2 separate regions of the Homo sapiens genome follow, and region 2 is linked to region 1. Evidence: chromatin loops called from intact Hi-C (ENCODE). Cell type or tissue: PC-9. All regions are shown on one strand.

What was found. Hi-C counts contacts between places; a loop is a spot of excess contacts. Peaks named below come from ENCODE experiments on the same cell type or tissue, not always from the same donor. Only the 100,000 strongest peaks of a DNase experiment are listed, where the experiment ranks them.
Region 2: a loop joins it to region 1, with 4 times the contacts of the local background. A loop is called at or near these places in 17 of 110 quality-filtered maps.

The regions. Positions count from the first base shown.
Region 1 is chr16:2,900,424-2,908,423 of GRCh38, forward strand. No RefSeq gene overlaps it. Among named protein-coding and RNA genes, the nearest start is that of FLYWCH1, 7.5 kb to the right of the region's middle. RefSeq lists silencers at 3,916-4,145, 4,816-5,635, 6,802-6,871 and an enhancer at 4,701-5,201. In PC-9, CTCF peaks have their summits at 3,938 (motif pointing right), 4,140, 6,958 and 7,163; DNase peaks (open chromatin) are centred at 3,908, 5,108 and 5,518; H3K4me3 peaks cover 1,976 bases; H3K27ac peaks cover 881 bases.
Region 2 is chr16:2,831,515-2,839,514 of GRCh38, forward strand. ZG16B (zymogen granule protein 16B) reads left to right here. Exons shown (of 4, transcript NM_145252.3): 4 at 282-762. The coding sequence ends at 645. LOC124903628 (a long non-coding RNA gene) reads left to right here and starts at 4,404. Exons shown (of 2, transcript XR_007064946.1): 1 at 4,404-5,208; 2 at 6,862-8,000. RefSeq lists an enhancer at 4,119-5,318. In PC-9, a CTCF peak has its summit at 4,231; a DNase peak (open chromatin) is centred at 4,447; H3K4me3 peaks cover 1,286 bases; H3K27ac peaks cover 2,639 bases.

The sequences.
Region 1 (8,000 bases):
TGGGGTTTCACCATGTTGGCCAGGTTGGTCTGGAACTCTGGACCTCAGGTGATCTGCCTGCCTCGGCCTCCCAAAGTGCTGGGATTACAGGTGTGAGCCACTGCTCCAGGCCTGTTCCCAAGTACCCTTGGCTGTCTGTTCTTGTCAGATGTTAAGGACACCTGAGGATGTCAGGGCAGGACGTTTCGGGTGCAACCTCAAGAAGTGGGAGTGAGGAAGAGGAGGCCGGGGTGGGTCAGAGGGCAGGGTCACTGTGGGGCGCGTCTGCCCTGTACTCAGTGTGGCACCATCGGGCCCCTCCTGCTGTTGCCTGGGAAGCCTTACCCAGCAGTGAGGGGTGGCTGTGGAGCAGCAGGGCCGGGAGCGGGGGAGCATTTTTGCTGCCACCTTTTAGTGGAGTTGGGGGAATGACAAAGGTGCCCTGGGCCTGAGTCTTTCAGTGGCGCTGGCAGTCGGCCGGGAGGGAGACGCATACTGGGGAGCTGGAGCCTGCACACTGGGCCTGGCCACATCACTGTTTTCCTCACCCTCTGGTTTTATTTTGAAACATTTGGAGCATAAAAGTTGCAGGAGCACGCAGTGCATACTGTATCGCCCTGGCCTGGGTTCCCCGGCTCTCCTTCCCTCTCTCTCTCCTCTTTTTTCTCTCTCCCTCCCTCTGTCTCTCCTCCACACACTTCTCTTTTGCCAAACCATCCAAATGCAGGCAGCAGACTCCAAAACCATTCTGCCTGCACCTCTGAGCACACCCTTCCCAGTCATAGCCATGTTAATGCGAGTGTGCCTGAGAGGATCGCCGCTGGTTCCGTGATATCACCCAGCATCATCCACACCACATCCCAGTGAGCAGTGAGGACAAAAATGGCCAGGTTAGGACCCCATGTTGCCTTTTTTTGCCACCCATATCCCGGAGCCCCTCTCCTGTTCTTTATTTTTTATTTTTACTTTTATTTTTATTTTTTTTTCGAGACAGGGACAGGGTCCTGCTCTGTTGCCCAGGCTGTAGTGCAGCAGACCTTCCAGGCTCAAGCAATCATCCTCCCACCTCAGCCTCCTGAGCAGCTGAGACTACAGGCAGGCTACTTTTTTGAGTTTTTGAGGAGATGGGGTCTCGCTGTGTTGCCCAGGCTGGTCTCAAACTCTTGGGCTCAAGCGATCTTCCCATCTCGGCCTCCCAAAGTGCTGGGATTACAGGTACAAGCCACCGTGCCCAGCCTAGTGTTAGCAATTTGATATTAAAATTGAAATAATAGGCCAGGTGCAGTGGCTCATGCCTGTAATCCCTGCCTTCGGGAGGCTGAGGCGGGCGGACCAGCTGAGGTCAGGATTTCAAGACCAGCCTGGCCAACATGGCGAAACCCCGTCTTTACTAAAAAAAAATACAAAAATTAGCCAGGTGTGGTGGTGGGTGCCTCTAGTCCCAGCTACTCGGGAGACTGAGGCAGGAGAATGGCTTCAACCCGGGAGGTGGAGGTTGCAGTGAGCTGAGATCACACCACTGCACTCCAGCCTGAGTGACAGAGTGAGTCTCCATCTCAAAAAACAAATAACTGTTTAAAAAATTGCAATTATGGCCGGTCATGGTCACGCCTGTAATCCCAGTACTTTGGGAGGCTGAGGCAGGTGAATCACCTGAGGTCAGGAGTTGGAGACAAGCCTAGCCAACATGGTGAAACCCTGTCTCTACTAAAAAATACAAAAAATTGGCCAGGCGTGGCAGTGGGCATCTGTAATCTCATCTACTCGGGAGGCTGAGGCAGGAGAATCACTTGAACCCAGGAGGTGGAGGTTGCAGTAAGCCGAGATCATGCCATTGCACTCCAGCCTGGGCGACAGAGCGAGACCCCATCTCAAAAAAAAAAAAATGCAATTATGGATATCCATTCACATTTTAAATCCAAACACAAATTTTAAAACATTAATTTTTTAAATTAAATTGAAAATTTTAAAAATTCTGCCACTTTCTTGCTCCTTCACTTCTTGGGGACTTTGATGTACAGGCCCAAGCAGGGTTCCCGGGATCTAGTGGTAAACAGGTCACAACCCATCCCCCGCAGAGCCACAGAGGAAACATAGAAATCCCTGACTGATGAGTCTATGAACCTGAGGCTAAGGGCCACCGAGGAGTCTGGGTGCCGCGGGGTGTATGACAGAGGCCAACCCAGTGGGGGCCAGCCTGGGCAACATAGTGAGACACTGACTCTACAAAAAAATACAAAAATTAGCTAGGTGTGGTGGTGCGTGCCTGTAGTCCCAGCTACTGGGGAAGCTGAGCCAGGAGGATCACCTGAGCTCACCTATAGTCCAGCTACTCAAGAGGCTGAGGCTGGAGGATTGCCTGAGCCCAGGAAGTCAAGGCTGCAGTCAGCCATGATGGCACCACTGAGCTCCAGAGTGGGTGACATGATGAGACCCTGTCTAAAAAAATGTATATAAAGTGGATTTTTGTAGGAGGGGGTTGCAATAGCAGCTTACTTAGTTCACTCCATGCATCGACCTGGTATTGCAGTAGCTCCAAGAACGGTGCCCCCCGCCCATGTGTGTGGTTGCTGAGTGTAGATGTCATTAATTTTAATTTTGAAAAGGGGACAAAAATTACAAATTACCTCCAGTAATTCCACTACTTAGAGGTAAATTTTAAAAAATATATGTGTGTGTGTGTGTATATAATATATATACTCTGGCTATATATATATTTATATTTATACATATTTATATATATTTATATATATTTATTTATATATTTATATATATTTATTTATATATTTATATATATTTATATTTATATATTTGTATATATAAACTCTGGCTATATATATATATTTAGCCAGAGTTTCACTCTTGTTGCCCAGGCTGGAGTCCAGTGGTGCGATCTTGGCTCACTACAAACTCTGCCTCCTGGGTCCAAGTGATTCTCCTGCCTCAGTCTCTCCAGTAGCTGGGATTACATGCATGCACCACCACACCTGGCTAATTTTTTATTTTTAATAGAGACAGGGTTTCTCCATGTTGGTCAGGCTGGTCTCGAATTCCCGACCTCAGGTGATCCACCCGCCTCAGACTCCCAAAGTGCTACGATTACAGGCGTGAGCCACCGCGCCCGGCCAAAAAATATATATTTTTAAAATTTTTTTATTTTCAGAAAATCAAGGTGATGCCACACATTTGTTGTTGAGACAGAGTCTCGCTCTGCCGTCCAGGCTGGAGTGCAGTGGGGAGATCTCGGCTCACTGCAACCTCCGCCTCCCGGGTTCAAGTGATTCTCCTGACTCAGCCTCCCGAGTAGGTGGGAATACAGGCGCGCGCTAGCGTGCCTGGCTAATTTTTGTATTTTTAAGTAGAGACGGGGTTTCGCCATGTTGGCCAGGCTGGTCTTGAACTCCTCACCTCAAGTCATCCTCCCGCCTCGGCCTCCTAAAGTACTGGGATTACAGGCATGAGCCACCGTGCCTGGCCCACATATGTTTTTTCATAATGTGTTACAAATGTCTTCCTTCTTATGAATGCTGCACAACATTCTTTTTGCTGCTTGATGCCCACTGCAGGGATGCGTGAAATCCACTAGCTCCAGTGGCCAGACACATCCCGGTTGCCTCCAGGTTGTAAGCAATCCTGAAATAGCCTCGTATGTTCCTAGGACAGAGTTCTAGAAGTGAGATTGCCGAACTGGAAGAATGCAAGTTACATTCAACCCACGTCCTGCGAATGCCGATCTCTCCGGCATTTGTCAACACCTGGTTTTATCATCAAGAAGAAAACAGTAATAACGCGTCCTCCGCTTGGCCCTAGCGTGCACAGCCTCTGCGCTTTTCACCTCGAGGTCTCATTTTCCTTGGACAGCACCGAGCGCTGGGCAGGGCCTCATCCGGGTTCAGGGCCGGAATCTGGAGACGTTCTGGCCGATGCTCCTGACGGCCGGGAGAGGGCGCGCGCGGACTCAGCGGCGGCCCAGCAGCCTCCCCAGGACCCAGGCAGTGCTGGCAGCCAGGAGTGCGGTTCCGCCCCGCAGCCTCAGTCCCGCTCCGCCCACCCGCCTGACCCCCACCCGGGCTCCTTACGGCCCAGACACCGGCTCTAAGGTGGCTTCTGCAGGGATGGGAGGTGGGCGACTGGGAGGGGTGGAGGGGGCCTGTGTGTTGACCCTGCGGGTGGCAGCCGTTGGGAAATTGCAATGGCGTCCACACTGTCGCTGCCCAGGGCGCGAGCCGCAGCCTCTCCTCCCGTCTCGCTTCCTCCGACAGGCGCCCGACTCGGACACACGGCGCCCCTGTGGTTACCACATCCACTGCTTTTTGGTCTCCTCACCCAACCCCTTAACATAAACTCGACACCAGGGAAGGCATCTTGGACGATTTTGGTCCCTGAGGGTCCTAGTGCGAAGGGCAGGGAGAGAGGGAGCGGTGTGGTGCAGGGGGATACAGAACGCGGAGGACATCTAGGGGCTGAGGATGCGGGGACGAGGAGCGCGCGGAAGAGCCGAGGTTCCGGGGTTGGGGGGTGCGGATTTCAGAGGAACCGCCGGGGATGTGGACGGACTCGGAAGGAAGGGGTCCCAGAGAGGACGCGGGCGGCTGCAGGACACAAGAGGTGCGGGACGCAGGAGGCCGTGGGGTCGTGCGGGAGCCCAGGGCACCTCGACATGGACCCGCCAGACCTGTGGCTCCTCCAGCGGCCGCTTTAGAGCGAGAGGAGGTGCGCAGGCCGTGAGGCGGGTCTCCCTGGGGTCTCCCAGGGAGGAGCGGCGCCCTCCCCGAGCCAGCCGAGGACGCGCAGCCAGAGGGGGGTCGGGCGGAGAGAAGAGTGCGGGCGGACCGGGACGACCCCTGGGTGATAGGAGAGCCGCAGTGAGCCCAGGGCACGGTGCTGGGGCCGCTCTGGCCGCCGCCGCCAAGCGTCACAGGAAAACAGCAACCAGGACCCCGCGGCTCCTGGCGCTTGGACTCAGCCCGGTACCGCACCGCGTTGCTGGAGAATGTGTCCTTGGCGCGCGCTGAGCCAGGAAGGGACAGCGGGAAGGGCGGGGCCCGTGGGCAGGGGAGGGACCAGTGGGCGGGGACCGAATCAATTCGCTAGCGGTGAGCCAGTGGTCGAGGGCTAAACCAATGGGCAAGGCGTGGACCAATGGGCGAGTGCTGGACATCAATGAATGGGGCCTGAACTAATGGGCGGGGTGGGGCCAAGGGGCGGAGCTGAGCCAATAGAAGGGAGCGGAACCAATGGGTGGGGCTGAACCAATGGGCGGGGCGGGGCCAATGGGCTAGGGCTGGGCCGGGGCGGGGCCAATGGGCTAGGGCTGGGCCGGGGCTGGGCCAATGGGCGGGGCTGGACCAATGGGCGGGCCGGGCCAAGGGCGGGCACTAAGCCGACGGAAGGGGTGGAACAAAAGGGCGGGGATGGACCAATGGGCGAGGGATGGGCTGGGCCAATGGGCGTGGCTAGACCAATGGGCGAGCGAAGGGCCAATGGGCAGGGCGGGGCCAAAGGACGGGGTCTGAGCCAATGGAAGGGGGCGGTACCAATGGGCGGGGCTGAACCAATGGATGGGTTGGACCAATGGCAAGGGCTGGACTAATGGACGAGGGATGGGCCGGGGCTGGACCAATGGGCGAGGGCTGGACCAATGGCCACGGGCTGGGCGGTGGCTGGGCCAATGGGAAAAGGAGGATTTCACCTCGTGGAATGCTCAGGGGATGAAGGGAGTATTCCTTTATCTAGCTTCTACTTTGACATAATTTCTCACCTACAGAAAAGTTGCAAGAATCCCAAAAGGAGGTTGACTGGGGTGGCTCACGTCTGTTTCCCAATGCTTTGGGAGGCCAAGGAGAGAGAATCGCTTGAGCTCAGGAGTTTGAGACCAGCCTGGGGAACATAGGGAGACCACGTCTCTAGTAAAAATTAAAATTAAGACCGGGAGGGGTGGCTTACGTCTGTAATCTCAGCACTTTCGGAGGCCAAGGTGGGTGGATCACCTGAGGTCGGAAGTTAGAGAGCAGCCTGACCAACATGGAGAAACTCAGACTCTACTAAAAATCCAAAACTAGCCGGGCGTGGTGGCGCATGCCTGTAATCCCAGCTACTCAGGAGGCTGAGGCAGGAGAATCACTTGAATCCGGGAGGCAGAGTGCAGGGACCAGCCCCACAGGGTCTGTGGGTCTCTCCCCGTGTGCGGCGATGAGAGAGTGTAGAAATAAAGACACAAGACAAAGAGATAAAAGAAAAGACAGCTGGGCCCGGGGGACGACTACCACCAATGTGCGGAGACCGGTAGCGGCCCCGAATGTCTGGCTGCACTGTTATTTACTGGATGCAAGCAAAAGGGGCAGGGTAAAGAGTGTGAGTCATCTCCAATGATAGGTAACGTCACGTGGGTCATGTGTCCACTGGACAGGGGGCCCTTCCCTGCCTGGCAGCCGAGGCAGAGAGAGAGAGGAGACAAAGAGAAAGACAGCTTACACCATTATTTCTGCATATCAGAGACTTTCAGTACTTTCACTAATTTTCTACTGCTATCTAGAAGGCAGAGCCAGGTGTACAGGATGGAACATGAAGGCAGACTAGGAGCATGACCACTGAAGCACAGCATCACAGGGAGACGGTTAGGTCTCCGGATAACTGTGGGCAAGCCTGACTGATGTCAGGCCCTCCACAAGAGGTGGAGGAGCAGAGTCTTCTCTAAACTCCCCCGGGGAAAGGGAGACCCCCCCCCCCTTTCCTGGTCTGCTAAGTAGCGGGTGTTGTTCCTTGACACTTTTCGCTACAGCTAGACCATGGTCCCCCTGGCAACGGGTGTCTTCCCAGACGCTGGCGTCACCGCTAGACCAAGGAGCCCTCTGGTGGCCCTGTCCGGGCATAACAGAAGGCTCGCACTCTTGTCTTCTGGTCACACCTCACTGTGTCCCCTCAGCTCCTATTATGGTATGAGGCCACCACTTCTCCTGTTGTCCTTCCCAGTTTCTCCCCAACCTCCCCTTTTCCCTAGTTTATAAGACAGGAGAAAAGAGAGAAAGCAAAAAGTTGGAAAGAAACAGAAGTAAGATAAATAGCTAGACGACCTTGGCGCCACCACCCGGCCCTGGTGGCTAAAATAATAATATTATTATTAACCCCTGACCAAAACTACTGGTGTTATCTGTAAATTCCAGACATTGTATGAGAAAGCACTATAAAACTTTTTGTTCTGTTAACTGATGTTTGTAGCCCCCAGTCACGTTCCTCATGCTTACTTGATCTATTACGACTTTTTCACGTAGACCCCTTAGAGTTGTAAGCCCTTAAAAGGGCTAGGAATTTCTTTTTCAGGGAGCTCGGCTCTTAAGACACGAGTCTGCTGACGCTCCCGGCCGAATAAAAAAACCTCTTCCTTCTTTAATCCGGTGTCTGAGGAGTTTTGTCTGCGACTCGTCCTGCTACACTATCTCTGTATGGCCTGGTTTTTCCTAGGTTATGATTATAGAGCGGGGATTATTATAATATTGGGATAAAGAGTAATTACTACAAACTAATGATTAATGATATTCATATATAATCATGTCTAAGATCTATATCTGGTATAACTATTCTTGTTTTATATTTTATTATACTGGAACAGCTTGTGTCCTCAGTCTCTTGCCTCGGCGCCTGGGTGGCTTGCCGCCCACAGCAGAAGTTGCAGTGAGCTGACATCGCGCCATTGCACTCCAGCCTAGGCAAGAAGAGCGAAACTCCGTCTCAAAAAAAAAAAAAAAAATTTAAAAAATTAAAAAATTAGCCGGGGTGGTGGTGCGCACCTGTAATCCCAGCTACTCGGGAGCCTAAGGCGGAAGAATCGCTTGAACCCGGAGGCAGATTTGCAGCGAGCCGAGATCGCACCATTGCACTCCAGCCTGGGCAACAGAGCGAGAGTCCCCCTCAAAATAATTATAATAATAATAATTGCGGCCGGGCGTGGTGGCTCACGCCTGTAATCCCAGAACTTTGGGAGGCCGAGGCAGGCAGATCACAAGGTCAGGAGATTGAGACCA
Region 2 (8,000 bases), 69 kb before region 1:
CACGCAGCTCTCCTCACCAGGATCTCAGTGACTCCTCCCAAAAGTCACACCCACTTTGCAGACGGGGAAACTGAGTCCGGAGAGGCTGGGTAACGAGCTCAAGATCACAGGGCCCAAAAGTGGTAGAATCAGGGTTGGTGACCAGTGAGTCTGTGTCAGGGACCCAAAGTCTGATGGTGCTGGACTCTCTGCATCCCGGGAAGGAGGATGGGGGCGCTGAGGACCCGGGATGTGCTGGGCCATCCCAGATCTGGACGTCCAAAGCTTTGCCTCTCTCCCAGTGTCCAGGTGAAACTTGGAGACTCCTGGGACGTGAAACTGGGAGCCTTAGGTGGGAATACCCAGGAAGTCACCCTGCAGCCAGGCGAATACATCACAAAAGTCTTTGTCGCCTTCCAAGCTTTCCTCCGGGGTATGGTCATGTACACCAGCAAGGACCGCTATTTCTATTTTGGGAAGCTTGATGGCCAGATCTCCTCTGCCTACCCCAGCCAAGAGGGGCAGGTGCTGGTGGGCATCTATGGCCAGTATCAACTCCTTGGCATCAAGAGCATTGGCTTTGAATGGAATTATCCACTAGAGGAGCCGACCACTGAGCCACCAGTTAATCTCACATACTCAGCAAACTCACCCGTGGGTCGCTAGGGTGGGGTATGGGGCCATCCGAGCTGAGGCCATCTGGGTGGTGGTGGCTGATGGTACTGGAGTAACTGAGTCGGGACGCTGAATCTGAATCCACCAATAAATAAAGGTTCTGCAGAATCAGTGCATCCAGGATTGGTCCTTGGATCTGGGGTACAACCAAAGCCTTCCCTGCTCCTTGGAGACAAAGTCCCCAGTGCTGCAGCCCAGTGAACTGAGATGAGGGGTAGGGCAAAGGTGACTCTGCCGAGGACAGAAAGAGAGCAGCACCACCCCCTCAGAGGTGCTGTGGATCTCTGTGCCAGTCCCACAATCTTTGAAGAGTCAGGCTTCAAGGCCGCCACTCCCCACTGTCCCTCACCCCAGGCCCACCCAGCGGGCCTCTGCTGGCCACTCAGTCCCGGGATTCTCTGAGTGCTCAAGGGGCCTCAGGGAAGCCACTCACTCATCCATTCACTCAGCAAACATTTGCCAAGGCCGTGTCCTCACCAGGCTCGCCTGGCACTGGGGGTATAAAGAAGAGGCCAGGTTTCAGCTGAGTGCGTATACACTGTGGTGGGGGCTGGTGCAGAGGCAGATAGTGGCAGTTCACTTTGCCATCTGCATGGATGGGGACACATGCAGGTCATTGTGCGTAGGCACCTGCCCAGAGGTGAGGTGAGAGGGATGTGCTTCAGGGAAGTCTTCCTAGAGGAGGCAATGTCTGAGCTAAGTCTTAAAGGATGAAGGACAATTGGCCAAGTGGAGACAAAGGGAGGAGGGGATTACAGGTTGAGGGCTCAACATGAGCAAAGACAGGAGATGCAGATGGCTGGGGTAATTTGTCACAGTAGCAACAGGAAATCAGTACAAGCCCTGGACCTGGCCCATTCTTCATGTCCCCTTCCCAAGCCTCCAAGCCCACATGGGCACTTGCCAAGATCAGAGCTCCAGGGGCCTCCAGGGACGGGGTTTTCAGTCCTTTGGGACCATGATCCACAGAGAGAAATTGATCCTACTTGAGACACAGGAAGCAACACATGTAATGCAACAGCCAAGCACCCAACGATCATCTAATGCAACAGCCAAACACCCAGCGATCATCTAATGCAACAGCCAAACACCCAGTGATCATCTAATGCAACAGCCAAACACCCAGCGATCATCTAATGCAACAGCCAAACACCCAGCGATCATCTAATGCAACAGCCAAACACCCAGTGATCATCTAATGCAACAGCCAAACACCCAGTGATCATCTAATGCAACAGCCAAACAGACAAGTGATCATCTAATGCAACAGCCAAACAGACAAGTGATCATCTAATGCAACAGCCAAACACCCAGTGATCATCTAATGCAACAGCCAAACAGACAAGTGATCATCTAATGCAACAGCCAAACAGACAAGTGATCATCTAATGCAACAGCCAAACACCCAGTGATCATCTAATGCAACAGCCAAACACCCAGTGATCATCTAATGCAACAGCCAAACAGACAAGTGATTATCTAAGGCAACAGCCAAACACCCAGCGATCATCTAATGCAACAGCCAAACACCCAGCGATCATCTAATGCAACAGCCAAACACCCAGCGATCATCTAATGCAACAGCCAAACACCCAGCGATCATCTAATGCAACAGCCAAACACCCAGCGATCATCTAATGCAACAGCCAAACACCCAGCGATCATCTAATGCAACAGCCAAACGCCCAGTGATCATCTAATGCAACAGCCAGTCAGTGATCACGGGAAGGGCCAGGTCCTATTTCAGGGGCTCCACCCAAAGTCCCCACCCACAACAATTGAAGGACAGGACTTCAATTATCCTCATTTGCAAAATGAGGAAACAGAGGAACTGAGAGCAAAGTGACTTGTCCCACGCAGCCGTTAGAGGTAGAGTTGGAGGTCCACCTTGAGGTGACCAAGCTGCAAAGTCTGGCCACTGAACACCAGACCTAGGCAAAGATTTCCCAACCCAGTTTCATCTTTCTGCATGAAATACACACAGACGTTTTTTCTCTTCTCTACTTTTATTTTTATTTAATTTTAAATGCTGGTTGAGAGCCACTTCTTAACCTGGGGTCTGTGGACAAAAATCAGAAATCAAAATTCAGAGAATCCATGAACTGGGATGGGGGGGGGGAAATTACCTCTTTTTTTTTTATTGCCCTTGACTGAAAATTTCATGTTTCCTTCGGGTATGAATGTGACCTCACATGCAACACCCATGAAATGACCACATCAAATACTGTTGTCACAGACACCTTGAAATTTACAGCCGTCACCACTTCAAAATTATGGTGATCAGACTTGCCATTCAACGTGTTGATAATCCAAGCCCAGGCACAGAACACATTTAAGAAAACATTTTGGCCCGGGCACAGTGGCTCACGCCTGTAATCCCAGTACTTTGGGAGGCCAAGCCGGTCAGTTCATGAGGTCAGTAGTTCCAGGCCCAGCCTGGCCACCATGGTGAAACCCAGTCTCTACTAAAAATCCAAAAATTATCCGGGCATGGTGGCGTGCGCCTATAATCCCAGATACTCAGGAGTCTGAGGCAGCAGAATCGCTTGAACATGAGACGTGGAGGGTTCCAGTGAGCCAAGATTGCACTACTGCTCTCCAGCCTGGGTGACAGAGTAAGACTCTGTCTAAAGAGAGAAAGAAAGAAAAGAAAAGAAAATAGAAAAGAGCTGAGTCCCAAGCACTGCTGGTGGAATCCAGTTTCTGCTGAATGTGTTTTGAGTATGTGTGCCAATATTACTAGAGTGCTAGTAAGTCTCCTGTGATTTGGATCGTCTGTGTTCTGGGATGAGTGGATGGATGGATGGATGGATGGATGGATGGATGGGTGGGTGGGTGGGTGGGTGGATGAATGGATGGATGGATGGGTTGATGGGTGGGTGGATGGATGGGTGGATGAATGGATGGGTGAGTCAGTAAATGGATGGATAGGTCGGTAGATGGGTAGGTGGGTGGGTGAATGGGTGGAATAATGGATGGATAGGTGGATGGCTGGATGGATGGGTGGGTGAATGGGTAGGTGGGTAGGTGGGTGGGTGAGTGGGTAGATGCATGAATGGATGGATGAATTTATGAGTCAGTAGATGGGTGGGCGGGTGGATGGATGTACAAATGGGTGAGTGGATGGATGGATAAGTGGGTGGGTGGGTGAGGGGATAGATGGACAGAAAACACACTAGCGGGACCAGGCACAGTGGCTTACACCTGTAATCCCAGCACTTTGGGAGGTCGAGACGGATGATCACTTGAGCCCAGGAGTTCAAGACCAGCCAAAGCAACACAGCGAGACCCTGCCTCTACAATCTACAAAAATACATAACCAGGCGTGGTGGCGTGGGCCTGTAGTCCCAGCTACTTGGGAGGTTAAAACAGGAGAATCACTTGAGCCCAGGAGGTAGAGACTGCAGTGAGCTGAGGTCGCGCCATTGCACTCCAGCCTAAGAAACAGGAGTGAAACCTTGTCTCAGAAAAAGAAAAAAGAAAAAGAAAGAAAGGAAAAGAAAAAAAAGAAAAGGAAAGGAAAGAAAAGACACTAGCATTCATCACGATCCAATTTTGGACCAGGCGCAATGGTGAGTGCTTACACAAGGACTGCCTCATTTAATCATCACAAACACCCTTGCGGTGGGTGTTAATCTCACATTTTTAAAGACAAGGAAGCCCAGGCTGAGCGAGTGAGTCATGGAATTCCAACCGCAATCCCACAGTCCTCCTGCCACTTCCTGCTCAGGTGTTGGCCCAGTCCCACCATTGTCGGGGGAGGTTCTTTCCTGAGAGTCCCTGCGTCCCAAGTGCCCAAATACTTCAGCCACCACAACATGTGATTTTCTTGTCCTGGAATTCTGAGGTCCACATGCATACAGTGCCGCTGGCAGAGCCTGCTGTAATCCTGAGAATTCCTTTTCATCGACTCACTGCAAGTTCAGAGACAAGGCATCGACTCACTACAAGTTCAGAGACAAGGTGCGTGCCAGACCTGCACCCTGGGCTCCAGGGTGAGGAAGGAACCGCTCGTCCTACGCTGGGTCCCTGCCTCTGCTCCTGCTTGTCACCCTTGGCCAAACGTTCCCCAATCCCGAGCGGCTCTGGCCTTTGGACAGAAGTCAGCCTGTCAGCCTTCTGGAACACCTGCGTCCATTGTGGCCACTTCCTCATCCCCAGACCGGCTCAGTCTTGCAGGGGCGTTTGAATTGTTTCCTCCTACACAACACTGAACTGTGCAGCTCCCGCCCCGACCTGTCTCTAAACAGTGTCACTAGTCCCAAGGCCTCCTGCAGGCCACTGGGCCCACAGACAGGCCAACCAGCAAACTGGGGGTCCCACTGAGAGACACCTGGTGCTGGTTGCCGTGCACTTAGAGTGGGCCAGGCAGCTGGAACCTAAGAGGAGCTGCTGGAGGAAGTGGAGCACCTTGAATGTCACCTGGACTCACGTCTGCCCCTACCGCCCCCTCGGACCCGCACCCACCCCCCGGCCCAGGCACCAGGTGAACCCTCTGTGTCTTTCCAACAAGCCCCAGGCAGGAGGGGCTTCACAAGCAGAAGCACCAGTCTTGTAAGTCCTCTACAAACAGCACCTGTGTGAGGGGCCAGAGAAAGAGAAGACAAAGAGGGCTGTGTGCGCACCACAGTCCAGGTCAGGCGCGGAAAATCCTTCTGTAGCTTTTGCTGTTGGCTGAGGCCCCTTCCTTCTAACTCACCGTTGGCAGAAGTCGGATGCCTCGGAGAGAAAAGAGGCTCAGCAGGCTTCCCCTGCCCGTGGGGGTCAAGGAGCGTTCGTGCTGTCCACTGCCAGGAAATGTGGGGGGTTCTGAGGACCACACAGACACACACACACACAAATACACACCCATTCAAACATACACACAAAATACACATGCAGACACACACGCACACAAATACACACCCATATACACATACACACAAATACACACCCACCCAGAGACACACACAAATACACACCCATACACACATACACAGACAAGCACATACACAAATACCTACACACACACAAAAATACCCACCCACACAGAGACACACAAATACACACCCACTGACACACACACACAAATACACACCCATCCACACAGAGACACACACACAAATACCCATTCACATACACGCAAATACACACCCACCCCCACACAAATACACACCCATCCACAGAGACACGCACACACACATACCCATACATACATACACACACAAATACACACCCACCTCCCCACACACCCAGACACACACACACACCCACACACCCATTCACATGCACGCAAATATACACCCAGCCCCCCATGCAAATACCCACACAGAGACACAGACACACAGAAATACACACCCACCCAGAGACACACTCACAAACACACACCACAGAAACACACACACACATACATACATGCAAATACACACCCATACACAGACACACAAATACCCACAGACACACACACCCACACACACAGACACATACACATACACACACCTACCCCACAGAGACACATACAGAGACGCAGACACATACACAAATACACAAACACGTATGTACACACACACACACATGCACATAAAAGTACACCCACACCCATCCACACACAGGCACACACAAACACACATAAATACACACCCACACACAGACACATCCACACACAGACAGGCACACAGCCTGGACAGGGGCCTCCTGGATGGGAGTGGATCCTGGCACAGGGCTGATGGCACAGCAGCCCTGGTCAAGGTCATCTGGGGAAGAGACTGGGGGGGGTCCTTGGGCACGGTGGCTCACGCCTGTCATCCCAGCACTTTGGGAGGCTGGGGCAGGCGGATCACTTGAGGTCAGAAGTTCAAGACCAGCCTGGGCAACATGGTGAAACCCTGTCTCTACTAAAAATACAAAAATTAGCCGAGCATGGTGGTGTGCACATGTACTCCCAGGTAGGCTGAGGTGGGAGGATCGCTTAAGCCCAGGAGGTCGAGGCTGCAATGAGCTGAGATTGAGCCACTGCACTCCAGCCTGGGCAATAGAGCAAGACCCTGTCACAAAAGAAAAAAGGAGAGAGAAACTGAAGGGGCTGATATGCAAGGAGGGAGGCTGAGTGCTTCTGAGACATCCTTGGTGCTTCAGGCCTATGTGACGGAGGGCTGCCAACTCTAACATTAAAGCAGAAATCCAGAAGTGAGGATTTTGTTTTAATCCTTCACTTTCCCTCCTCACTAGATTTCTGGAAGGAGTTATTTATGAGTGAAGAGCTGGAGAATCCATTCGCAAACTGATGCATGAAAGTGATTAGCAAGAGAAAGTTGTGAGACAAAACAGAGAAGCTGAGAGGCCAGAAACCTCTACCCAGGACGCTGAGCTCCTGGCGGATCCGATGAGTCCCTCCAGGACACCGTCCACCCTGGGATGAAGGCAGAGGAGTTGGAAGGAGGCGAGGCCGTCACGGGACAACAGGACCCTATGAAGGTGGGCCCACAGCAAAAGGAGAGATGATTCTAGAGCATCCAGTCTTCTAGGGCAGCAAAACAACCTAAATTTTCTAAGAGGCCACCCAGCTGAGGGTGCCCCCGGGGAGGGCTGAGGCGTCAGGGTGACGGCTCCACTGCCCACTCACCTGCGACCTCAAAGCCCCTCTCCTCCTTGGGGTGCTCCTGACAGCCACCTCCAGGGCAGGCGAGTGGCGCTGGGACAAAGGCTGGCCCGACTGCGCCCCACCCAAGCAGACGGTCCTTCCCCCAGACCTGGCGCCAAACTGGAGTGAAAGCCCGACCACCGTGTCTCACAGGGAAACTGACACCAGATGCGAACTTCCAAATGGATCCCTCCCTGCAAGTGTGGAGCTGGCGCTACCAGGCACTGCTCTGGCCATGCGTCTAAGACACAGGCAGAGGGCGCTGCCCACCACGCTGGCGACGGCCTCAAAGCCCCTGTTCATGCCTGGGACAGCGCCCAAGGACCTTGCTCATGCCTGGGACAGGCCCCAGGGCCCCCACTGGCTGCAGTCAGCAGCGGGCAGGGTGGTGGGGGAAGGTATGGACACTCCGTGGGCCGGAGCTGGGAGAACAAGGCCTATTATTGGACACCTGGTGGCCATGGCAACCACACAAGGATGCCTGAGACTGAAAATCTGTGGGCTTCAAGGAGCTCCAGCTCTTGCACTGGCTGAGTCACAGTGACTATATAACTCTTACTCCCACTTTTGGGACACTTTTTGAGAGGGACAGGGATCCTATCTAACTACACGGGACAGACATCGCCCAAGACCGTCCTGAGCAAGCCTGGACGCTGTGACCCTAACGATGAAGGTGTCCCGCAGACAATGTCCGGGGCAGGCACCATGCTCTCCCAACCTACCACAG